Linked DNA regions of Homo sapiens: region 1 is linked to region 2. Evidence: read pairs that join two places in POLR2A ChIA-PET (ENCODE). Cell type or tissue: Caco-2. All regions are shown on one strand. Links, peaks and the distances in the headings refer to the core of each region. The heading gives the core; the rest is flanking DNA.

Region 1 (5,378 bases), core at 174-5,173, 89 kb before region 2:
CCTCCCGAGTAGCTGGGACTGCAGGCGTGCACCACCACACCCAGCTAATTTTTGTATTTTTAGTAGAGACTGGGTTTCACAATGTTGGCAGGATTGTCTCGATCTCTTGACTTCATGATCCGCCCACCTTAGCCTCCCAAAGTGCTTGGGATTACAGGCGCGAGCCATTGCGCCTGGCCATTTTAGTGTATTTTAATATCAAAGCTAAATATTTAGACAAATAATTGTCTTCTAATTATAGCCAATTTGGTCACACACAAAATTTCTTGCGTAAATTAATCCTTCATGAATTTTATAGTTACATGTAGTTAGGCCTGAGCAAGGCAGGTGAGGGCTCTCTGCCCACCCACTAGAAATGTCAGGTAATAGTATGGCAGTTTTGACATTGCCTCTTTAAAAATGATAATTCTGCTGGGCTCGGTGGCTCACGCCTGTAATCTCAACACTTTGGGAGGCCAAGGCAGGTGGATCATTTGAGATCAGGAGTTCAAGACCATCCTGACCAACATGATGAAACTTTGTCATTACTAAAAATACAAAAATTAGCCAGGCATGGTGGCGTATGCCTATAGTCCCAGCTACTCGGGAGACTGAGACAGGAGAATCGCTTGAACCCGAGAGGCAGCGAGCTGAGATTGCACCATGGCACTCCAGCCTGGGTGACGGAGTGAGACTCCCATCTCAAAAAAAAAAAAAAAAAAAAGAAAATTCCAAGGAGGGACAATCTCCTGATGGTCCACACCTGTTAACATTAAAAGTGTTAATTTGAGTGCAGACCCAGGGAGAAGCAGATTCTTGGCCATGTGTGTTAATAGACAAAATGGCGACATGATGTTCCAGGGCCACATGCCACCAGATAAAGGAAAAAAGCCTCAGATGGGCATGTATATAACTCCCTAAACATGCTGTGTGTGCTCAATTCCCAAGGGTAAGGAAAGCACTGTGCATTTGGGGAGCCCACCCTAAGGGAAGAATCATGGGAAAGAGGTGAATGTATAAAGTCCTAGGATCAAGGTTAAAGTCTTTTTTTTTTTTTTTTGAGATGAAGTCTTGCTCTGTCACCCAGGCTGGAGTGCAGTGGCGTGATCTCGGCTCACTGCAACCTCCACCTCCCAGGTTCAAGCGATTCTTCTGCCTCAGCCTCCTGAGTAGCTGGGATTACAGGTGTGTGCCACCACGTCCAGCTAATTTTTGTATTTTTAGTAGAGACGGGGTTTTACCATGTTGGCCAGGATGGTCTCGATCTCCTGACCTTGTGACCCATCCTCCTCGGCCTCCCAAAGTGCTGGGATTACAGGTGTGAGCCACTGCACCCGGCCAAAGACTTTTTTTTTTTTTTTTGGTCTTTTCTTTCTTGGACCTTCAGGCATCTGCTTGGCTCTCTAACAAGTGAATTTTCCTTTCTTTACTGTTCTAAAGCTTTTTAAAATAAACTTCCACTCGTGCTCTGAAACTTGCCTTGGTCTCTTTTTCTGCTTCCCCTCAGTTGAATTCTTTCTTCTGAGAAGGCACAGGCTGAAGTTGCTGTGGTCTTGTATGAATACACCACTGTTAACGGGGTAATTCAGATCTCTGTCACCACTAACTTTATCACAACTTATTCAGACCTTTGACAACATACTTTGACTTTCCGCTTTGTCCTATGCTTTCTTTTAAAAAAAAAAATCACTTTAGGACCAATATTTATCACATAAAATTCTTTCTCATACAAAGTTATTCTCTTTTGCTTTTAACTTGCCTTACCAAAAATGTATCTTCATATTAATAACTTTGTTTACATCTCTCTGTCCTATTGGTTCTTTTCCTTTTTTTTTTTTTTTTTTTTTGAGACAGAGTCTCACTCTGTCCTGTCCACCAGGCTGGAATGCAGTGGCGCCATCTCAGCTCACTTCAACCTCCACCTCCCAGGTTCAAGCAATTCTCTGCCTCAGCCTCCCGAGTAGCTGGGATTACAGGTGCCCGCCACCACACCCAGCTAATTTTTGTATTTTTAGTAGAGACAGGGTTTCACCATGTTAGCAAGGCTGGTCTTGAACTCCTGACCTCGTGATCCACCCACCTTGGCCTCCCAAAGTGCTGGGATTACAAGCGTGAGCCACCACACCTGGCCTATTTAGAGTTTTTATAAGATTTAAAATGCCAAGAACAAACATTTGTGTTCAACAATTCATATTTTGGTTTTTTAATCTTATTTGGTACCAACCAAGACATTTAGTAAGTATCCAGTAATTAAGTAACACAATGGTACGATGTCAAATGACATGAAAAGTCTTTTTATGTCTATCCCATTTACATTTACCTAATTGATTTTTTTTTTTTTTTTGAGACGGAGTCTCGCTCTGTTGCCCAGGCTGGAGTACAGTGGCGCAATCTTGGCTCACTGCAAGTTCTGCCTCCCGGGTTCATGCCATTCTCCTGCCTCAGCCTCCCGAGTAGCTGGGACTACAGGTGCCCGCCACCATGCCCGGCTAACTTTTTTGTATTTTTAGTGGAGACGGGGTTTCACCGTGTTAGCCAGGATGGTCTCAATCTCCTGACCTCGTGATCCGCCCACCTCGGCCTCCCAAAGTGCTGGGATTACAGGCGTGAGCCACGACGCCTGGCCCTAATTGATTTATTTTTAACAATTATACTGAAATTCTGAAAACTGAGATATTAGACAAAGTCACTATTTGAAGTTATTCATGTATCTGATGTGTGATCAATATCCAGAATATATAGAAAATTCCTAATACTCAAAATGAAAGCAAACAACCAGATCAAAAGGGTAAATGACTTAAATAGCCATTTATCCGAAGAAGTTTTTTGTTTGTTTGTTTTTTGTTTTGAGACACAGTCTGGCTCTGTCGCCCAGGTTGGAGTGCAGCAGCACAATCTAGGCTCACTGCAACCTCCGCTTCCCGGGTTCAAGCAGTTCTCTGCCTCAGCCTCCCGAGTAGCTGGGATTACAGGTGCACACCATCGTGCCCGGCTAATTTTTGTATTTTTAGTAGAGATGAGGATTCCCCATGTTGGCCAGGCCAGTCTTGAACTCCTGACCTCAGGTGATCCGCCTGCCTCGGCCTCCCAAAGTGTTGGGATTACAGGCGTGAGCCACTGCACCCGGCCCAAGATTTTTTCATGCGCCAGTGCTTTGCAAATCAAAACTAAAATGTGATTACCAACTCACCCATTAGGATAGCTATTAAACAAAATACACAAAATAACAAGTGTTTACAAGGATCAAAAGAAATGGGAACCTGGCCTGGCGCCGTGGCTCATGCCTGTAATCCTAACACTTTGGAAGGCCAAGACAGGCAGACTGCCTGAGCTCAGGAGTTCGAGACCTGCCTGGACAACATGGTCTCTACAAAATACAAAAAAATTAGCCACTGCAGTCCAGTCTGGATGACAGAGCAAGACTCCACCTCCAAAAAAAAAAAAAAAAAAAAAAAAAGAAATGGGAACTCTTATGCCCTGTTGATGAGGGTGTAAAATGGTGCAGCCACTGTGGAAAAAAATAGAGTAGTTCCTCCAAAAATTAAACATATAGCACTTTGGGACGCTGAGAGGAGGGGATCTCTTTTTTATTTTATTTTTTTGAGATGGAGTCTTACTGTGTTGCCCAGGCTGGAGGGCAGTGGCGCGATCTCGGCTCACTGCAAGCTCCGCCTCCCGGGTTCACGCCATTCTCCTGCCTCAGCCTCCTGAGTAGCTGGGACTACAGGCGCCCGCCACCACGCCCAGCTAATTTTTTTGTATTTTTAGTGGAGACAGGGTTTCACCGTGTTAGCCAGGATGGTCTCAATCTCCTGACCTCGTGATCTGCCCACCTCGGCCTCCCAAAGTGCTGGGATTACAGGCGAGAGCCGCCGCGCCCAGCCACTTACAAGGGGATCTCTTGAGCCCAGGAGTTCCAGACCAGCCTGGGCAACCTCTACAAAAAATATAAAAATTCGCTGGCTGTGGTGGTGTGCACCTGTACTTTATGCCCCTAAGTCAAACTTTTTTTTTTTTTGAGACAGAGTTTTGCTCTTGTTGCCCAGGCTGGAGTGCAGTGGCATGATTCTACTGCCTCATCCTCCCGAGTAGCTGGGATTACAGGCATACACCACCACACTCGGATAGTTTTGTATTTTTAGTAGAGACAGTGCTTCTCCATGTTGGTCAGGCTGGTCTCGAACTCTCAACTTCAGGTGATCCACCTGCCTCGGCCTCCCAAAGTACTGGGATTACAGGCATGAGGCACCGCGCCTGGCCAGACTTTTTGAGTCTTGCACTGTTGCCCAGGCTAGAGTGCAGTGGTGAGATCTCAGCTCACTGCAACCTCCACCTCCCGGGTTCAAGTGATTCTCCTGCCTCAGCCTCCTAAGTAGCTGGGATTACAGGCACCTGCCACCACACCCAGCTAATTTTTGTATTTTTGGTAGAGACAGGGTTTCACCATGTTGGCCAGGCTGGTCTTGAACTCCTGACCTCAAGTGATCCACCCGCCTCAGCCTTCCAAAGTGCTGGGATTACAGGCGTCAGCCACCGCTCCCTGAATTCTTGATAATGTCATGATAATGTTAGCAGTGGCACAGATCCAAGTTATCCCAAGTTTCCAGCAGTGTATTCACATCAGTCCACAGCAACTTCAGCCCTTGCCACCTCAGAAGGCTGCTCAGGAGGTTGAGGTGGGAGGATTGCTTGAACCCTAGAGATTGAGGCTGCAGTGAGCTGTGGTCTCACCACTGCACTCCTGTCTGGGCAACAGAGAGAGACTCTGTCTCCAAAAGAAAAGAGAAAAACATTAAACCTACAACTACCATATGATTAAACAATTCCATTTCTGAGTATATACTTAAAAGAATTGAAAGAAAGTACTCAAACACTCATGTTTATAGCAGCGTTATTCATAATACCGAAAACATGGAGGCAACCCCAGTGCCTATAGATAGATGAATGGGTAAGCAAAATGTGGTATATACATACAGTGGAATAGTATTAGGCCTCGAAAATGAAGGACATTCTGTAATAGGCTACAATGTGGATGAACTTTGAGCACATAATGCTAAGTGAAATATTCCAGTCACAAAAAGACCATACTATATGATTCCACTTATCCAAGGTACTTAAAGTAGTCAAAATCATAGGGACAGTAGAATTATGGTTTTTAGCAGAGAAGAAGAATGGGGAGTTAATTGTTTAATGGGTATAGATTTTCATTATGACAGGATGAAAAGAATTATAAAGATGGGTGGTGGTGATGGTTGCACAACATTATGAATGTATTTAATACCACTGAACAGTACACTTTAAAATGTCTAAGATGGGGGCCGGGTGCGGTGGCTCACGCCTGTATTCCCAACAGTTTGGGAGGCTGAGGTGAGCTGATCACGAGGTCAGGAGTGCGAGAC
Region 2 (5,378 bases), core at 329-5,328:
TCCAAGATCGTGGCAAGTGCGCCGATTGTCCAGAGGGCGTCCGGCGTCCCCTGGTGCCGGGAGCGGCCGGTGGCTGAGCAGTCCCAGAAAGCGCCTGGGACTTTAGACCAGTTAACCCGGCGCCCTGGACTCGTCTGAGGCAAAAGGAGCCAGACTCCTCTCCTGGGTCCTCTCCTTGGGCCCCGGGGAGCGCAGACTTTTTTTTTTTTTTTTTTCCTTTTTTTAATTTTGAGACAGGGTCTCGCTCTGTCGCCCAGCCCGGAGTGCAGTGGCCGATCCATAGCTCACTGTAATCTCGATCTCACAGGCTCAAGCTATCCTCCTGCCTTGGCCTTCCGAGTATGTGGGACTACAGGCATGAGTCATCACGCCTGGCCTAAGCCATCACGCCTGGCCTGATTTTTTTTTTTTACTTGGAAAAAAATATATACTTCACTCCCACAAAGTATTATTTTAGACTCCTGCCCCGTTATTCCTAGAGAATTAAAATTTCCAAGTAAAGTAAAAACAAAAAAGTAGTGAAGACAGAAGAGTATTTAACCATATCGCTGTAGAAAATTGTATTGAATATTCTAAGGCATGTGCTTGTCCTTTTTGTGTCTGTTGGTAGAAAAAGAATAAACATTAAACTCAGCTTAGTATTTCCAAAGTAGTAAGAAACACTTTTGCACATAAGGATACTTTGGGAAACCTTGTTTCCCCCACTGTCTTTACACTGAGTGAGTAACAAGGCTCTGTAAAGACGCAGGGGAATTGGTCACTAGCAGGCAAGGCAGACATCAAGCACTGTAAGAAATCAGAGACTGACTTCAAAGAAAACTCAGCGTTTACTGATAAATTGTGTTATATTACCCCATCAATGGCTAGCCTTCATGCCATGAAAATGCATCCATGTTAATGATGTCACTGTCTTACCTAACTGCAGGTGACAGCTGCCATGACATAGAAATGACATTGAACTTAAGGAAAACACTATACTGTTGCAAAATCCTTGTTAAAACCAAACATCTTAAATGCATTTGAAGCAGCGTGTCTAAGCCACGTAAAATCAAACCCTTGATAGTTATTAGCTGGCCTTCTTCTATAAAGAAAGCTTTCTTTTTTCTTTGTGCTTATTTAATGGGGTACAATCAATTATAGACATAATTGGTGGCACAGGGAAAATAATTATTTCAAGTAGTTTTTAAACACTAGCTGTATAACTAAGAGGGACATATAAAAACAGGGATTGGCAAACTTTTTCTTTAAAGGGCCTGATAGTAAATACAGTCAATCTTCATTCACAGATTCTGAATTTGTGAATTCATCTACTTGCTAAAACTTTTTTATAAACCCAGAGTCAATATTTGCAGCACCTTTGTGGTCATTTGTGGACATCCGAAGAGCGGTGAACCTTTTTGAGTCCCTTAACAGGCATGTTCTCAGCCAAAGTCAAACAAAGTGACCCTCTATCTTCTTATTTCAGCTCTCATACTGTAAACAGGTACCCTTTTTGCAGTCCATTTAGTACCTTGGCTTCTCATATTTTTGTTTTTTGCTGGTGATTTTGCTGTTTCAAAGGGACCCCAAATGTAGTAGTACTAAAGTGCTGTTGATGTTCCTATGAATGAGAAAGCGGTCATGTGTCTTACAGAAAAAATACATGTGTTAGATAAGCTTCATTCAGGCATGAGTTATGGAGCTGTTGGCCATGAGTTCAATGTTAATGAATCAATAATATATATTAAAGTGTTTAAATAGAAACACAATAAGGCCAGGCGCGGTGGCTCATGCCTATAATCCCAGCACTTTTGGGAGGCCAAGGCGGGTGGATCACCTGAGGTCAGGAGTTTGAGACCAGCCTGGTCAACATGGTGAAACTCCGTTTCTACAAAATACAAAAATCAGCTGGGCATGGTGACATGCATCTGTATTCCCAGCTACTCTGGGGGCTGAGGCAGGAGAATTGCTGGAACCCGGGAGGCGGAGGAGGTTGCAGTGAGCCAAGATCCCACCACTGCACTCCAGCCTGGGTGACAGAGCAAGACCCTATCTCAAAAAAAAAAAAAAAAAAGAAAAAAAGAAAATAAACACAATAAAATAAGCTTATGCATTCATCGGTTGACTAAAATGTGACCAGATGCTTACAGGAAACTAACCCTGTATTTCCCCTAGAAGCAGTGGAATGGTATTCACTAATTCCGTGTTTGTAGCAAGTTTATAGACCATAACTACTGTGAATAGTGAGAACTGACTGTATTTTAGGCTGCGTGGGCCATCTGGTCTGTGTAACTACTCGAGTCTGTCCTTGTAGCTCAAATATAGCAATAGACAGTACACAATCAAACACGGCTATGTTCCAATAAAACTTTTATTTATGGACACTGAAATTTGACATGTATGATTTTCATATTTCACAAAATATTGTTCTCCTTTTCATTGTTTTTACCATTTAAAAATACAGAAATGGAAAATATAGGAACTGGCTTCCCCGAATCTCCGGAGTCACACGGTCTCAAATCCCAACAGCCACACCCAGTGAAAGAATCCCACCCAGGAGCGCGCCAGGGACAGACTCGCAGCGCCGTCCTCGCTCACAGGGCTCCCTAGTTGGCACTATAGAGAGGCGGTCGCGGGCGCCCCTCTTTAACGCGCCAGCCATCTGTCCCCGCTCCCCTCCAGGCCCTGCCGCGCCGTCCCCAGGCGCTAAGGGACTCGAAGCGCAGCCTCGCTGGGACGGACCTAGCTCCGGCTCCGGGTTCACGCAGAGCAGGGGCTGCACCAGCGAGCGGACCCTTGAGACTGGCCGCGCCTGCGCACTCCGTGAGCGCGCCCGGCCCTCCCAGCAGCCTCCGCGCGCAGCCCGTTAGGCCCCGGGGATTGTGGCGTGACCCGGCAGCGGCTTCCTCCGTTCGGGCATCGCTGTGCCTCGGGTTCGCGCCCCGAGTGAGCAGTCCTGGCCCGGAGCGTCGGTCCTGGTAATCTGTAGGAAAAGCGCTGCGGCCCAGGGGGTAAAGAGAGGTAAGCGGGGCCACTGCAGTATCGCAGAGGGGCGGGAGCCCGCGCCTCAGGCCCGGGTGTGTGTGTCGTGGGCGTGACGGGGCCGGGGCTGGGACGTGACGGAGTCTGTGCGGCTGACTTGGGTGCAGAGACTATTGTATGAGCGAAGGTTGTTGTGGCCGTGGAGTGCGTGACTGACCCCAGCATCCTCTGCCCACACCGGGCCCAGCTGCAGAGAAATGGCCCTCGGTCAGTTTCTGCACGCCAAAGACTCCCAGCAGAAACGCGCAGACTAGGCCGGACCAGGTGGCTCACATCTGTAATCCCAGAGCTCTGGGAGAGCGAGGCGGGAGGATCGCTGGAAGCCAGGAGTTCGAGACCAGCCTGGGCAGCAAAGCGAAACTCCCATCTGTACCAGAAATTTAAAAAATGAGCCGGGTGTGATGGCGTGCTCCTGTGGTCCCAGCCACTCGAGAGGCTGAGGCGGGAGGATGGCTTGAGCCTAGGAGGAGATTGAGGCTGCAGCGAGCTATGATAGCACCACTACTCTCCAGCCTGGGCAACAGCGAAACAAGGCTCAGACCCGACCTTGGGATAGGAATATTAGAACTGAACGAGCCCCCGCTCCCGCCCAGGCTTGCTCCTGGAAGGGACTCCCACACCACCTCCTCGCGGACCCGGACCCACGCACGTGCACTCACAACTCTGAAGAGTCCAGCTGCAGGTTTCAGAACCACAGCATTGCTTCCAGGAAGCTATTGTGAACTCCAGTTCTAGCCCCGGGCATCCATGACCCTGGCCTTTCTTTGATACTGGGAAGAGTTAACAACACCATCTCTCTTATGTTACTCTGGTTATGTGTGGGTGGGCGGTGGGGGCATTGTGCCCTATGCGAGGCTGGGCTGCAAGAAAAGCCTGGTTCCCTTATTAGCCAGTCCTGCCCAATTCTTTAAGAAAAGGGGTCCGAGCGGGAGGAGGAATGAATTGCTGTTGCCTGTTTAAGTCAAGGTCGAGGCGAGTGGGTGTTTCTGCTTTCTTCTGTGAAATGCATTCTTATTTCTTAGGACATGAGAATATTTGTTTCATTCTCCATAAATGTCCTGTCCATTGAGCTGATACCTAGGTCCCCTCCCGAGAGCCTGTATGCACATACCCATTTGGTAGATGTTTTTCATTACTTCTGTGGGCCTTCTTTTAATTACTATGTGTAAAGTTCTTAGAACAGTTCCTGAGACCTCGTTAGTACTTAATAAACCTTAGTTATGTATTCTTAAGTAGTGATTTGGAGCAATTCTACATCAGCCTTCTATAGATGGGGGGAAAATGAAAATACTAAGCCAATTGTGGTGAGTATTTCCTAGTAAAAAATAAATGAGCCAGATCAGATGCTTAAATAGTCTAAAACAGGAATTCTTTTTTTTTTTTTTTTTTTTTTTTTTTGAGACAGGGTCTTGCTCTGTCACCCAGGTTGGAGTGCAGTGGCACAATCTCAGCTCACTGCAACCTCCCTTTCCGTGGTTCAAGCGATTCTTATACCTCAGCCTCCCAAGTAGCTGGGATTACAGGCCTGCACCACCACACCCAGCTAATTTTTGTATTTTTAGTACAGACCGGGTTTTACCATGTTGGCCAGGCTGGTCTCAAACTCCTGGCCTCAAGTGATCTGCCTGCCTCGGCCTCCCAAAGTGCTGGAATGACAGGCATGAGCCACCGCCCCCAGCCTAGAACAGGAATTCTTTTTTTTTTTTTTTTTTTTGAGACGGAGTTTCGCTCTTATTTCCCAGGCTGGAGTGCAATGGTGTGATCCCAGCTCACCGCAACCTCCGCCTCCCAGGTTCAAGCGATTCTCCTGCCTCAGCCACCCTAGTAGCTGGGATTACAGGCATATACCACCACGCCTGCCTAATCTTGTATTTTTAGTAGAGACGGGGTTTCTCCATGTTGGTCAGGCTGGTCTTGAACTCCCGACCTCAGGTGATCTGCCCGCCTTGGCCTCCCAAAGTGCTGGGATTACAGGCATGAGCCACCGTGCCCGGCCATAGAACAGGAATTCTTAACCAGAAGTAATTTGAATTCATTTGAGGCTTTCAGGGGACCAGATACTCTTTGAAATTGTACGTAAAATTGTTATAGATATCTGTTAATATGCCACTTTTATGGGGAGAAAATATGTAATTTAATGAGATTATCAAACATGATCCATTAAGATTCAGATCTACTGGCCTAGAATCAAAGTCTGTAACCTTTGAGAATGTTTTTCAATGTTAGACACAAAATTAGTGTCTAATAGTAGGAAATGATTAAATAAGCCACACTCCATGTGATGCAGCTTTTTGCCATTAATAAATACTGTTAATTATGAGAAGGAAAAAAAGCTTGTGATCGATGTTGTCTAAGCA

Evidence for each region. Peaks named below come from ENCODE experiments on the same cell type or tissue, not always from the same donor. Only the 100,000 strongest peaks of a DNase experiment are listed, where the experiment ranks them.
Region 1: POLR2A ChIA-PET joins it to region 2 with 20 read pairs; 4 of 35 experiments call an interaction of 5 or more read pairs at or near these places.

The regions. Positions count from the first base shown.
Region 1 is chr19:36,504,718-36,510,095 of GRCh38, reverse strand. No RefSeq gene overlaps it. Among named protein-coding and RNA genes, the nearest start is that of ZNF566-AS1, 18 kb to the right of the region's middle. In Caco-2, for the core only: no CTCF peak of the experiment used is centred there; no DNase peak of the experiment used is centred there.
Region 2 is chr19:36,416,114-36,421,491 of GRCh38, reverse strand. ZFP82 (ZFP82 zinc finger protein) reads left to right here and starts at 2,848. Exons shown (of 5, transcript NM_133466.4): 1 at 2,848-3,000. It also overlaps the pseudogene ACOT4P1. RefSeq lists an enhancer at 3,320-3,479. In Caco-2, for the core only: no CTCF peak of the experiment used is centred there; a DNase peak (open chromatin) is centred at 2,831; H3K4me3 peaks cover 1,944 bases.